Regions from separate parts of the Homo sapiens genome. Here region 1 is linked to region 2. A link is a contact called in ENCODE Hi-C or POLR2A ChIA-PET data. All regions are on one chromosome and are shown on one strand. Each heading gives the region's core, a stretch centred on a gene start or an enhancer-like site at or near the end of the contact. The rest is flanking DNA. Distances are from core to core; before and after follow the strand shown.

Region 1 (6,261 bases), core at 563-3,062, 69 kb after region 2:
AGATTTTCTAATTTGCAATTGGTTAAGGAAGAGAAGCTTTGTTTAAAAATCGGGGGTCAAGGCCAGGTGCAGTGGCTCACGCGTATAATCCCAGCACCCTGGGAGGCCGAAGTGGGCAGATTGCTTGAGGCCAAGAGTTGGAGACCAGCCTGGCCAACATGGCGAGACCCCCGTCTCTACTAAAATTACAAAAATTAGCCGCGTGTGGTGGCGCCTGCCTGTACTTCCAGCTACTCGGGAGACTGAGGCAGGAGAATTGCTTGAACTCGGGAGAGGGGGGTTGCAGTGAGCCAAGATTGTGCCACTGCACTCCAGCCTGGGCGACAAAGCAAGACTCTGCCTCAAATAAATAAATAAATAAAAATAATAAAAATCGGGGGTCAGCAGAAAAGAATGGCATCCCTGGCCCATGGGTGTGACTCCCTCCAGGCCTCTCTGGAAGACACTTAGAACAAGGAAAGATGGTCAGAATTCAGTCCTTAGTCTTCCTTTATCTGACGTCTATATGCCAGTGGATCCATTTGGTAGGGTCCTGGGTTTCTGAAAAACAACTCAGACATATATGCTAAGATGTTTATCTTCAGTTTCTATAGAAAACAAAACATCTCCAGATTCTAACTTCCTTGGCTATTGTTTTAGGCTACTATTACCTTCTTACTGATAAGTTGCTTATTGACTTTTCAAGGCTAGCTAGGTGCCTAGAATTTCCTTTGAGGGAACTCAAGATTTTCCTTTATTTCCATGCTTGGGGTGGGGGTCTCCCACAGACCCCAAAAGGGAGTCCCTGTGTTACTGGTGGAAGGTGTCCAGGTTCTTGGTGTTTTGAACAAAGAATTGGACAAAATGCACACACAAACAAAATAAGCGAGGAAAGAATGAAGCAACAAAAGCAGAAATTTATTGAAAATGAAAGTACACTCCATAGGGTGGGAGTGTGCCTGAGCATAGGGGCTCAGGAGCCCCAATACAGAATTTTCTGAGGTTTAAATACCCTCTAGAGGTTTCCCGTTGGCTACTTGGTGTACACCCTATGTAAATGAAGTAGTGGCCCACAATTAGTCTGATTGGTCGCAGAAAGCTTTTGCAGTTGCTTTCTGCGACCAATCAGATATACTTTCAATTTCTCATGTGACACACAGAAAAGGAGGAGGGTTTGCAAAGGGAGTAGCCTCCAGTCCTTTTGTTACTTATGTGTGGAAAGTTGGGGTTTTTCTTTTGATTTAGTTCTAGGAAGTTGGCCCTAGGTTCCCTGCCTCCAGACCATATTCTCCTGCCTCACCTGATCCATCTCAGCATTAGTAATTTTTTTTTTTTTTTTTTTGAGACAGAGTCTTGCTCTGTCACCCAGGCTGGAGTGCAGTGGCGAGATCTGGGTTCACTGCAGTCTCCGCCTCCGGGGTTCAAGTGAAGTGATTCTCCTGCCTCAGCCTCCTGAGTAGCTGGGACTACAGGCGCCCGCCACCATGCCCGGCAAATTTTGTTTTTGTATTTTTAGTAGAGACTGGGTTTCACTGTGTTAGCCAGGATGGTCTCAACCTCCTGATCTCGTGATCTGCCCGCCTCGGCCTACCAAAGTGCTGGAATTACAGGTGTGAGCCACCGCGCCTAGCCGAGCATTGGCAATTTTTAAAGCTTTGCACCTGATTGTGATAAGCAGGGACGGTTAGGAACCGCCAGGCCTGTTCCCCTCTCTCATTTCACAATTCTCCAAGGATTAGTCTGGCTGAAAGGTACAGAAACCCATCCAAGCTTATGTAAGCACAAAACAAACAATTACTGGAAGGACAGTGGAGTCTCCTGAAGCCCTAGGGCATTACATTCATTTCCCAGAGCTGCCTAACAAATTGGTGCAAACTGGATGGCTTAAGCAACAGAAATGTATTCTCTCTCGGTTCTGGATGTATTCTCTTTCGGTTCTGGAGGCCAGACATCCAAAATCGAGGTGTCAACAGGGCCTTGTTCCCTGCTAAGGCTCTAGAGGAGACTCCTTTGCCTCTTAGCTTCTGGTAGTGTTAGTGAAGTAGTGTTGTTGACTGGGGTAAATACCCAAGGTTCGTTGTCTCTCTCCAAGCAGATTAAGGACACAGACACTGACATACAGAGGAGTGAGTTTAGGAGTGGAGGTTTAATAGGCAAAAGAAAGAGAAAAGGGAACAGCTCTCTCGGTCTCTCTCGAGAAGTCCCTGAATGGGAATTCCGGCCTGTGGCAGACTGCACCAAATTTTATAGACAAGCTTGAGGAGGTGGTGTCTGATTTACATAGGGCCCACAGATTGGTTGGAGCAGGTGTGACGTTTGCATAGTGCATGGGAAGGCTGGCCACCCCACCCTAATCTTATCATGCAAATGAACTTTCCACTTGGGCGGCGCCATGTTGTCTTCTCCTTACTGTACACATGGCTGGCAAAGAGAAGGGAGCGTGGAGCCGCCATTTTGAACATACCTAGACCAGGTGGCCTTTTCCTATGGGCACAGCTGCCAGCATTCACCCGTGTAAGCTTCCAGCTCCCTTGACTATGTCTACAGCTCGATTTTACTGGCTGCTCCTTGTTAGAAAAGAAAATGATTTGGGGGTTGCTTTTCATTAAAAGGAAAACCTTACCGAGGACTTCCTTACCCTATCTGCCTAAATAATTTCTTCTTCACTCCTGTATCATTAGCAGTAGCAAATCCATACGAGTCTGAAGCAACTTGATACTTGCCTCCTCAGAGGAAATAATTCCACCAGCGGGCATAAGGCAGAGTGAGAGACCGAGGCAAGTTTTAGAGAAGGAGCAAAAGTTTATTAACAAGTTTTAGAGCAGGAATGAAAGGCAGTAAAGGACACTTGGAAGACGGCCAAGTGGGTGATTTGAGAGATCCAAGTGCACCGCTTGACCTTTGATTTGGGGTTTTATATGTTGGCATGTTCCGGGGTTTTATATGTTGGCATATTCCAGGGTTTTATGTCTCTCCTCCCTTCATTTTCCCTCAGGGCAGGTTGTGCGCATGCGCAGTGGCCTGCCAGCGCTTGGGAGAGGCTGCAAACACAGTGTATTTACAGAAGTCATGGGCCTGATTATTTGAGATGTTTTTCCCTCACCAGTTGAGTGTTCCTAGAGGAAGGTCATATACCAGTTAGACTCCGCCATTTTGCCTCTTAATGTGCATGCTTGAGCCCAGTTGCCCAACTCCTGAGATCTCATCGGGAAACCGCTGATAACTTCAGGTGTTTTCTGTCTGTTGGGAGATGGCCTTTCCCTGGCACCAGCTGTGACCAATTATTATTTTAGAGAGACAATTTTAACAACTGCCTGACATCACCTGATGGTTGCCTGGCATTCCTTGGGGGGGAAATCCCCTCTCCTTTCTTGCTCATGGCTGCCTGGCTACCTACTCTAACAGTAACACACACAATTCTTGGCATTGCTTGCCTTCTGGTTGCACCACTTCAATCTCTGCCTCCATCTTCACGTGACCCTGTGTGTGTCTGTGTGTCTTCTCTTCTCCTCTTTTTTTTTTTTTTTTTCTAAAAGACAGGGTCTGGCTGTGTTGCCCAGGCTGGTCTAGAACTCCCAGGCTTAAGTGATCCTCCTGCTTCAGCCTCCCAAGTAGCTGGGATTACAGGTTCAGGCCACCATGCTTGGGTCTCTTTCCTCTTCTCATAAGGACACAAGTCATTGGGTTTAGGGTCCATGCTAATAAGTATGACCTCATTTTAGCTTAACTATTATAATTACATGTGCAAAGCAACTTACAAATTACTTTGGAAATAGAGTATTTCCAAATAGAAGAGATATAAACTGGGGAAAACTATTTCCAAATAGGGCACACATGAACTTTGGGGGTGCCTTAGTCTCTGTGGCTTGCTCTAGACCGGGGGCTTGTAAACAACATTTATTACAGTTCTGGAGGCTGGGAGGTGCAAGATCAAGGTGTTGGCAGATACAGTGCCTGGTGACGGCCTGTTCCTTATAGATGGTACCTTCTCACTGTGCCTTTGTGTGGTGGAAGGGGCAAACAAGCTCCCTTGGGTCTCTTTTATAAGGGCACTAATTCCATTCATGAGGGTTCTACCTTCATAATCTACTCACTTCCCAAAGGCCTCATTTCTTAATACTATGACCATGGAGGTTAGGATTTCAGTGGGTGGCACCTGTAGGCAAGTGGAAGATGATGGGAAAGGTATGTGGCACACACGCACGTGAGCAGCATTGGCCAATGACTTGGAGACTTGGGCTAGTCATAGGTCTGTGAGCTGACGCAGGCCACTTGTGTGAGTAGGTGGTTTCTCCTGGGAGTTGCTGCAGCTGAGGCTGGGGAATGCCTCTATTGGTGAGTGACAGAACACATGGATGAATGGCTTGGAGACAGAGGTTTGCAGATGTTGGGGGCCCAGCCAGTTGTTGGGTGATTCTGGCTAAGATCTAGAGAGCAGTGGAGGGCACTTGGGAATGTCAGAGTGCTGTCAATGGTTATTTGGAGAGTAAAGTCACACCACGAGCTCCTGAGTGAGCAGGGGTCCTGGTGAGTCGATGGGTGTTGGTGCGTGCTTGGAGAGGGCAGGGAGCGGCTCTGCGGTGCTGACGAGTGATTTGGGGAATCAGACCCAACCCACAAGATTTACCACGGCAGGAGCAGTGACACCATCATCCAATGCACCAATGGCTGGGAATGGGGAGCGGCTGGCAAGCCTATTGCCCTTCTTCGTGCAGTGGTGGACTCCTGGTTAATGAGAGAAACCAACTTTCTGTCCTATCCAAATATTATGTTCTCCTTACCCCTGGTTCTGCTTCCAGATCCAGAAAAAATGATCAACGTCAGTCGTGGGCAGGCAGACAAGCTGTCCCACATTTTTTATTCTGAAGGGATTTGAGCAGAAAGAGCCCAAGTGGGTTTAAGTTTTTGCCTCTTAATTTTCTCAAACCTCATCTTCAGCCCTCTCTCTTTTTTTTATTTTTTCTCTTTGGCATCCTAGCACTTGGTGTTTGGGACAGGGTTAGTGTCATTGGCATGGATGATTTTCTTCTGATAAATTGGTTTACCTTCACCAAAGGGAAAAAAACAACTAGTTCCCTCCCAGCACCCCTATCTGAGCCTCTCCTCACCCCCTGCCTTTGCAGAAGACCCTGGCTTTGTCATGACCATTTACTGAAGGCTCTCAGCCAAGGCCAAGCACTCCACTAAGCCATTTACTAACACTACTGCATTTCAAAATTGTATGCAATTTAGTATGCAGGATGTGCAGGTTTATTACATAGGTAAACGTGGGCCATGGTGGCTTGCTGCACCTGTCAGCCCGACACATAGGTATTAAGCCCAGCATGCATTAGCTATTTTTCCTGATGCTCTCCCTCCCCACACTCACCCTGCCCTCTCAATTTTTTTTTTTTTTTTTAAGAGACAGGGTCTTTCTCTGTTACCCAGGCTGGAGTGCAATGGTGCAATCATAACTCACTGCAGCCTAGAACTCCTGGGCTCAAGAGATCCACCCACCTCAGCCTCCCAAGTAGCTGAGACTACAGGAACACTCCATCACATGTGGCTAATTTACAGAGAAAATTTTTGTAGACATAGGAGGGTCTCACTATGTTGCCCAGGCTGGTCTTGAACTCCTGGCCTCAAGTGATCCTCCTGCCTTGGTCTCCCAAAGTGCTGGGATTACAGGTGGCAGGCACTATGCCCAGCCCATTACTCCCATTTTAAGCCTCACTGTGTATTTTACAGATGAGAAAACTGAAGCTTGAAGAGGTCAAGTTGCTTCTCCAAGTTCATCCAGAGGGTGGAAGGGCAGAGTCAGGTCTCCAATCAATCCTGGCCGCTCAGCTCAAGTGCTTTTTTTTTTTTTTTTGAGACAGAGTCTCGCTCTATCACCCAGGCTAGAGTGCAGTGGTGCGATCTCAGCTCACTGCAAGCTCCACCTCCCGGGTTCATGTCATTCTCCTGCCTCAGCCTCCCGAGTAGCTGGGACTACAGGCACCCGCCACCACACCCGGCGAATTTTTTGTATTTAGTAGAGACGGGGTTCCACCCTGTTAGCCAGGATGGTCTCGATCTCCTGACCTCGTGATCCGCCCACCTTGGCCTCCCAAAGTGCTGGGATTACAGGTGTGAGCCACCGCACCCGGCCAGCTCAAGTGCTTTTAGTGGTCACCCTCTCATCTGTCTCTCTGTAATTTTTTGTTTTTTTTTTCTTTCTTGAAATGAAGTCTCATTCTGTTGCCCAGGCTGGAGTGCAGTGGCGCAGTCTCAGCTCACTGCAACCTCCGCCTCCCAGGTTCA
Region 2 (6,827 bases), core at 4,281-6,780:
CCACCCTTGGCCTCTCAAAGTGCTGGGATTACAGGCATGTGCCTCCACACCCAGCCTTTTTTATTTTTTAGAATGTGGTTCCTGGAATGTTCAAAATTACATATGTGGCTAGTGTTCTATTTCAATTGGACCGCACTGATCTATACATTCTCTCTTTTATGACCCCCGATTTACAGATAAGGAAACTGAGTCTCAAAGAGGTTAGGGCATTTGCCGAGGTCGGCCGTTAGAAAGATGCCGGACCATCTACTCATGTCTGCTTGACGCCAATGCCTGCGTCTTCACGTGCTGTTGGTGCGTCCTCCTGAATTACTTTTGTGTCCTTTGACACGTCAGATGTGGCTGGGGAAACAGAAACTCGCAGAAGTTAAAAAAATGTGCTTGAGGTGCCACTGGAGAATAACAATCATAGCCAGGATGTGAAGCCTGTCAGTTTCCTCAGCCGCAAATTCTTCCATGTGGGGCGACCTCACAGAGACGGGATGTATGGGACGGCGGAGTGCAAAGAAAGGTATGATCGCTCTTGGGGGCCCAGTGGCATCCTCTCCACGAGGCAGGCTGGGAGAAATCGAGCAGCCAGGAGCTTCTGGGTTAAAAGCAGTGACTTCATCTCTTTGGGAAACGGTGACTCATTAAAAGCAACGGGCGGCTTCCCATTACATTCACGTTATAGCAAGAAGGCGAGGCACTTGGTGCATCCCGTAATAGGATGCTTGGGGGTTGGAATGAGCTTCTTTCCTACATGAATGATTGATGACAACGAAGTCTAGAGTGCCACCAGGAGCCTTTGAAATGCATTCAGATATTGGCTCCCTGGTCATGGGGCGCAGATCTATTCCCTTGGGATTCAAGACTCTCTTTTGGGTCAATAGCAGCAACTGGCTTCTTGACAAAAGGCTGGAGGGGGCCCCCTCTAGATTCTCTTCTCAGGGCAGGCATGGGTCTGTTGGAGCTGCGGGGCTGTGGTCTCACCTAGAGGGGCCAAGAGATGGTCCCCATGACCATGAGTCTGTGTTCTTCAAATTTGATGGTGGCTCCAATTTTATTTTCTCCCCAGTGTTAGTCTGGCTTCTTTCAGGGAAAGGCACTGTGATGGCAGGAATAATGCTACTGACCACTCTTTGTGATGTCTAGGCACTACACCAAGCACATGTTGTATACAGTTGGTCCTCTGTATCTGTGGGTTCCGCATCCTTAGATTCAACCAATTATGGATGGAAAATATTCAGGAAAAAAATCCACAAATTACCAAGAAGCAAAACTTTGAGTATTATGCTGAATCTGTGTAAATGAAGTGATGTGTAGGCATCCTATTAGGGATTATAAGTAATCTAGAGATGACTTAAAGTCTACAGGAGGATGTGTGGGGCTTCTATGCAAATATTTCACCCTGTTATATCCGGGTCTTGAACATCCAAGGATTTTTTTTTTTTTGAGACGGAGTCTCGCTCTGTTGCCCAGGCTGGAGTGCAGTGGCGCGATCTCGGCTCACTGCAAACTCCGCCTCCCGGGTTCACGCCATTCTTCTGCCTCAGCCTCCTGAGTAGCTGGGACTACAGGCGCCTGCCACCACGCCCGGCTATTTTTTTTTTTTTTTTTTGTATTTGTATTTGTAGTAGAGACGGCGTTTCACCGTGTTATCCAGGATGGTCTCGATCTCCTGACCTCGTGATCCATCCACCTCGGCCTCCCAAAGTGCTGGGATTACAGGCATGAGCCACCGCGCCCGGCCAACATCCAAGGATTTTGGTGTCCAAAGGGAGGCCTGGAACCAATCCCACACGGATACTGAGGGACAAGTATATCATCCCATTTCATCCCTACAGCAGCAACTTCATGAGGCAGGAGTTATTAGTCCCATTTTACAGAAGAGGAAACTGAGACTTAGGGAGATCAAGTAATTTGCCCAGGTCGCACAATTAGTGATAGAGCCAGGGCTTGAAGCGACGTCTGTCTTAAGCCAATGACCCCTGCAGATTATTAGAGCAACTGTTCTCCACAACAGTGTAAGCCTCTTGCTAGAAGCTCAGGTCCACAAGGGCAGAGATTTTTGTCTGTTTTGCTCATTGCTCCTTCCCCATTGCTTAGAGCAGGGTCTGCCACGAAGCAGGTTCTCAATGCATAGTTATTAAATGTATATAAGAGCAAACATATGTTACAGAGAACTTTCTGTATGCTTGTCACTTACATGAATCACCTGTGAGATGGGTATGCTTGTTCCCCAATGTTGCAGATGAAGAAACTGAGGTGCCCAGAGTCACTGATGCATGGCTCAAGCGTGAGAGCTGGACTCTGAAACCCAAAAGCCCATGCCCAGAACCACTCCCCTCTCTTGCCCTCTTCAAGGGCTGGCCTGGCTCCCCATGGTGCCTGCACACGCCAACCCCTTTTCTTTTCTCTCTTCTTAATTTTAAATCTATTTTGCAAATGTAACATCTGACCATTGGTAAATTGCTAAAATTTCAATGAATATAGTTAATAACAATGCACCAATGTCAACTTCTTGGTAATGTTAACAATAGTGGAAATTTAATGAGGAGTAGAGGGGAATTCTTTATGCTCTTTGCAACTCTTCTTAAATTTTTTTTTTTTTTTTATTAAAGATAGTGTCTCACTCTGTCACCTAGGCTGGAGTGCAGTGGCACCATCATAGATCACTGAAGCCCTCAAACTCCTGGACCCAAGCGATCCTCCCACCTCAGCCTCCCAAGTAGCTGGGACCACAGCTGTGTGCCACCACATCTGGCTAATGTTTACATTTTATTTTTGTAGAGATGGGGTCTTGCTCTGTTGCCCAGGCTGGTCTTAAACTCATGGCTTCAAGTGATCCTCTTCCCTCAGCCTTCCAAAGCTCCGGGATTACAGACATGAGCCACCACATCCAGCCACATTTTCTAGAAATATAAAAGTATTAAAAAAAAAAAGTATATTTAAAAACCCAAACAAGAGAAAAGGACATATTAGGTGAAAGTTGATTCTCCCCCAACACTGACTCCCCCTACCTGAGTCCCTCATGTCCTTCCCTAAATGCAGCGGCTGTGACCCAAGTATATTCCAATGACTGAAATGAATAGCACCCCCACCCCCAGCCCTTCATTTAATTGCCTTTGTTATATGAGCTGGGTTGAAATAATCGCTCAAAATGGCTGATTCCTCTTTGAGTAGGACTTAACCCATGGCTGAGAATTGTCCTTCTAGCTTGAGTTCTCACTGAAGTTTGAATGAGAACCGTTTGTTGAGGGACCCTGGGAACCACATCTTGCCAAGTCATTTTACATCCTATCCAACACAGGTATGAGGCTGACCAAAACGTCGTTTAAGACCTTTCCAACGCAAAGGACTGGAATTCTATTCTACAACAGGGGATGGGATAGGTACCCCCAGTGGTACTTTCATGCTTGTACCATCAAACAGCAATGAATTTCCCTTCAGGAAAGCTACGCATTTTCTCCCCAATTATCAACCTTTTTGATTACCTAAAGGAGAAAGCCACAATTTGGTGCTAGCTTTGTCTTTAATGCCCCTAGTACTTGCTGATTCACCTTGTTAAGAAAGAAAATTCAAGCTTCATTCTGAACCTTAAGCAGGCTATAGTATTTAGCAAGAATTTAACAGTATTGCTTTGTTTCCTCAGGTTTATTTTCATGGCTATTTTCTAATTATGCCAAGTAAGAGTCATTTATTGTCTGTGGATGTCATGGGACATTTCCGTTAGGGAGTTTGAGTAAAAAAAGTCAATGTCGGCCAAGCGCAGTGGCTCACGCCTGTAATCCCAGCACTTTGGGAGGCCGAGGTGGGTGGGTCATGAGGTCAGGAGATCGAGACCATCCTGGCTAACATGGTGAAACCCGTCTCTACTAAAAGTACAAAAAATTAGGCTGGTGTGGTGGTGGGCGCCTGTAGTCCCAGCTACTTGGGAGGCTGAGGCAGGAGAATGGCGTGAATTCAGGAGGCAGAGCTTGCAGTGAGCCAAGATCACGCCACTGCACTCCAGCCTGGGTGACAGAGCGAGACGCCGTTTCAAAAAAAAAAAAAAAAAAGTGAATGTCATGACATACTGAGTGGTATATGACAGAGTACAGAATATGTAGCTGGGGTAAATTCTATGCAGTGTTGAGAGTTTTGGAAACACTGTTTTGTAGCTCTTTTGACCTTAGAGCATGGGCATTGGGATCAGATAGATCTGGGTTTGAGTTTCATTTCTACCACTCATTATAGCACTGCCCCAATTGCCCCTTAGAACTGATGTTTACGGTGTTTTGTTTTGTTTGAATAAACACAAAAATTTACCTTCCTAATCTTTTGTTTTTCTTTTTTCTTTTATTTTTGAGACGGAGTCTTGCTCTGTCACCCAGGCTGGAGTGCCGCGGTGCGATCTCTGCTCACTACAAGCTCCGCCTCCCAGGTTCACACCATTCTCCTGCCTCAGCCTCCCAAGTAGCTGGGACTACAGGTGCCCGCCACCACGCCCGGCTAATTTTTTGTATTTTTAGTAGAGACAGGGTTTCACCGTGTTAGCCAAGATGGTCTCTATCTGACCTTGTGATCCACCTGCCTCAGCCTCCCAAAGTGCTGGGATTACAGGCGTGAGCCACTGTGCCCAGCCCCCTCCTAATCTTAAAATTTTAGAAAGTTACATTCATTTTACCTGAGTTCCTTTCTCAAGAAACTGACCTCTCGGCCTTCCAGATAGTATTAAGGAATTGAAATTTACCAGATCACTATATGTGGACAATGAGATGCCAGACTCCTCAACCATCACGATTGCCTAACCAACCACCTGCATCCTGTTGACCAGATTCTCTTCCTTACCCCTTCCTAATAATTTCCCAGAAAAAAAAAAAAAGAATAGGGATGTATCACAATGTAACACATGGTTGCGTTTCTTCCTTGCTACCTCTAATTTTAGTGGGTTGAGGAGATGGATTTGAGTCTCTTTCCATCTCCTCAGCTGCAGCACCCAATTAAAGCCTTCTCTGGCAATACTCATTGCCTCAGTGATTGGCTTTCTGTGCAGCGAGTAGCAGGATCTAGACAGAACCCTTGATGTTGCTGCAACAATTGAGTGAGTGAGTTTGACCAATCACTTATGACCTCTCTAAGCCTCATTTTATTAATCTAGAAAGAGAGGTTGATATGAGCTAGATCATGGCTCCGGTAAACACCCAAAATGAGCAAGCTCTGGGGCCAGTACTAGGCACGTAAAGTTATAAAGCAGAAGTAAAGGCAGAGGTTGTGCAGGGCACCCTGAGCTTAAATTCCTACCATGACCCCTGATTGGAAAAGATGGGCTAGGAAAGGTATCTCTCTGGTCCCCAGCAGTTTAACCCTCCAAGCTTGTATTTAAACTAGAAGTTTTTAGATCACCAGCCCTCATCCTCTATCACCTCCACCACTCCTGTCCCTGGGTAGCCTTACTTTTTGTTTTGTTTTGAGATCAGTGATTAAACCTGCTGGTGCATACCAGGGCTGCCCGGGTGCTCAGCTCTTGTTTGCTGGTGCCACCGCTCAGGAAGCATGCATCTCCCTGGGGTGGCATTTGGGGATGGGAAGATGGATTTAGCTGCCTCTTCCCCCAGAAGTGACTCAGCTCCTGGAAGCTCAATGACAGCAGTGGCAGTTGGAGCCCTGGGGACGTCTGTGCCTTCATGCTTTGCTGTCTCCACACAGCAAGCAAGCTCTTGCTTGGAAGTGTGCGTGAGAGACTTGTTGTCTCTAGCCAGCTTGAAATGCTCCTCCCGTTTCTTCCCGTGATTTGTCCTCCTCGTGGAGACATTCCTTGGCAGCTGTCGGATGCCTGCCTTCTAGTTGGAAAATGTGATCAAGAAAGGAACAGTCTAGCAGGCTAATTTCTATCACACAAGTTCAGACTGGAAAGAAGCTGACTGTGTGTGATATTCATTTATTCAGGTCCTGTATCAGCATTTTTCACTCTGATCTGAAGACCTCCTTCATTAAGGTCCCTGGACACAACACCCCAACCCAGGTTTATCCTAATCCTTGGAGGTGGAGGCAGGGAATTGTTTCTTAAACAACCTCCCTAGATATTCACCTTGCCCACTGATGTCTGGGAATAACTACTCCCTCTGTGTCTAAAGCAATACAGTCTACTCAGTTTTGTTATGATGATGATGGTACTTACGTAGGGAGGTAGTTCTTACATGAATATGGTTGATTACAACAAGAGCTTTGGAGTAAGAGAGATCTTGTTTTAAATCTCACCTCCATCACTTACTCCCTTTCCTGAGCCTCGACTTCCCCATCTATGAAATGGGATAACAGCACTGACCACCCAGGGCTGTTTTGAGAATCAGATAAGGTAATGCACAGGTGCTGGCATGTGATAAATGCTCGATAAATGTTAGTTATTATCGTTACTGGGTAAACCTGGCTTTCCTAACTTTTAAACTGGAGAGATTACAGTATACCACCCAGGGAAGGGGTTGGCCAACTTTTTCTATAAAGAGCCAGGTAGTGAATATTTGAGGCTTCGTGGGCCAGGGAGTCTCTGTGGCAACTACTCAGTTTTTGCAATGCAAAAGCAGCCATAAATGACATGTAAATGAATGAGCGTGATCAGTGTCCAGAACAACTCTACTTACAACATCAAGCATGGGGCTGCGCTTGGTCCCCTGGCCATAGGGTATCAACCCCTGGCCTAAGGTATTGTGCAGACTAAATGAGATGAGATTCATTCCTGTAATCCCAGCGCTTTGGGAGGCTGAGATGGGCAGATCACTTGAGCTCAGGAGTTGGGAGACCAGCCTGGGCAACATGGCAAAACCCCATCTCTACAAATAGTACAAAAAAAGTCACTGGGTGTGGTG

What was found. Hi-C counts contacts between places; a loop is a spot of excess contacts on that map. ChIA-PET counts read pairs that join two places held with the same protein, here RNA polymerase II (POLR2A). Pooled maps may share reads with other maps.
Region 1: a loop to region 2 is called in a map of DLD1, with 4 times the contacts of the local background. The contact joins two enhancer-like sites. A Hi-C loop is called at or near these places in 3 of 168 maps with a recorded cell type or tissue (DLD1, gastrocnemius medialis and vagina) and 3 of 50 pooled maps. POLR2A ChIA-PET finds 5 or more read pairs at or near these places in 6 of 52 experiments (AG04450, HCT116, IMR-90 and 3 more).

What each region holds. Positions count from the first base shown.
Region 1 is chr16:15,574,736-15,580,996 of GRCh38, forward strand. All of the region lies in intron 3 of MPV17L-BMERB1 (MPV17L-BMERB1 readthrough), which reads left to right. All of the region lies in intron 3 of BMERB1 (bMERB domain containing 1), which reads left to right. Among named protein-coding and RNA genes, the nearest start is that of MIR6506, 33 kb to the right of the region's middle. RefSeq lists an enhancer at 4,411-4,911. Within about 2 kb of position 1,813, at least 7 of the 41 ENCODE cell types and tissues checked have a DNase peak (open chromatin) inside an H3K27ac peak, as active enhancers do.
Region 2 is chr16:15,501,866-15,508,692 of GRCh38, forward strand. The region is part of intron 1 of MPV17L-BMERB1 (MPV17L-BMERB1 readthrough); the gene reads left to right. The region is part of intron 1 of BMERB1 (bMERB domain containing 1); the gene reads left to right. LOC105371102 (a long non-coding RNA gene) reads right to left here. Exons shown (of 3, transcript XR_933129.3): 3 at 2,855-2,894. Among named protein-coding and RNA genes, the nearest start is that of BMERB1, 71 kb to the left of the region's middle. RefSeq lists an enhancer at 427-721. Within about 2 kb of position 5,531, at least 6 of the 41 ENCODE cell types and tissues checked have a DNase peak (open chromatin) inside an H3K27ac peak, as active enhancers do.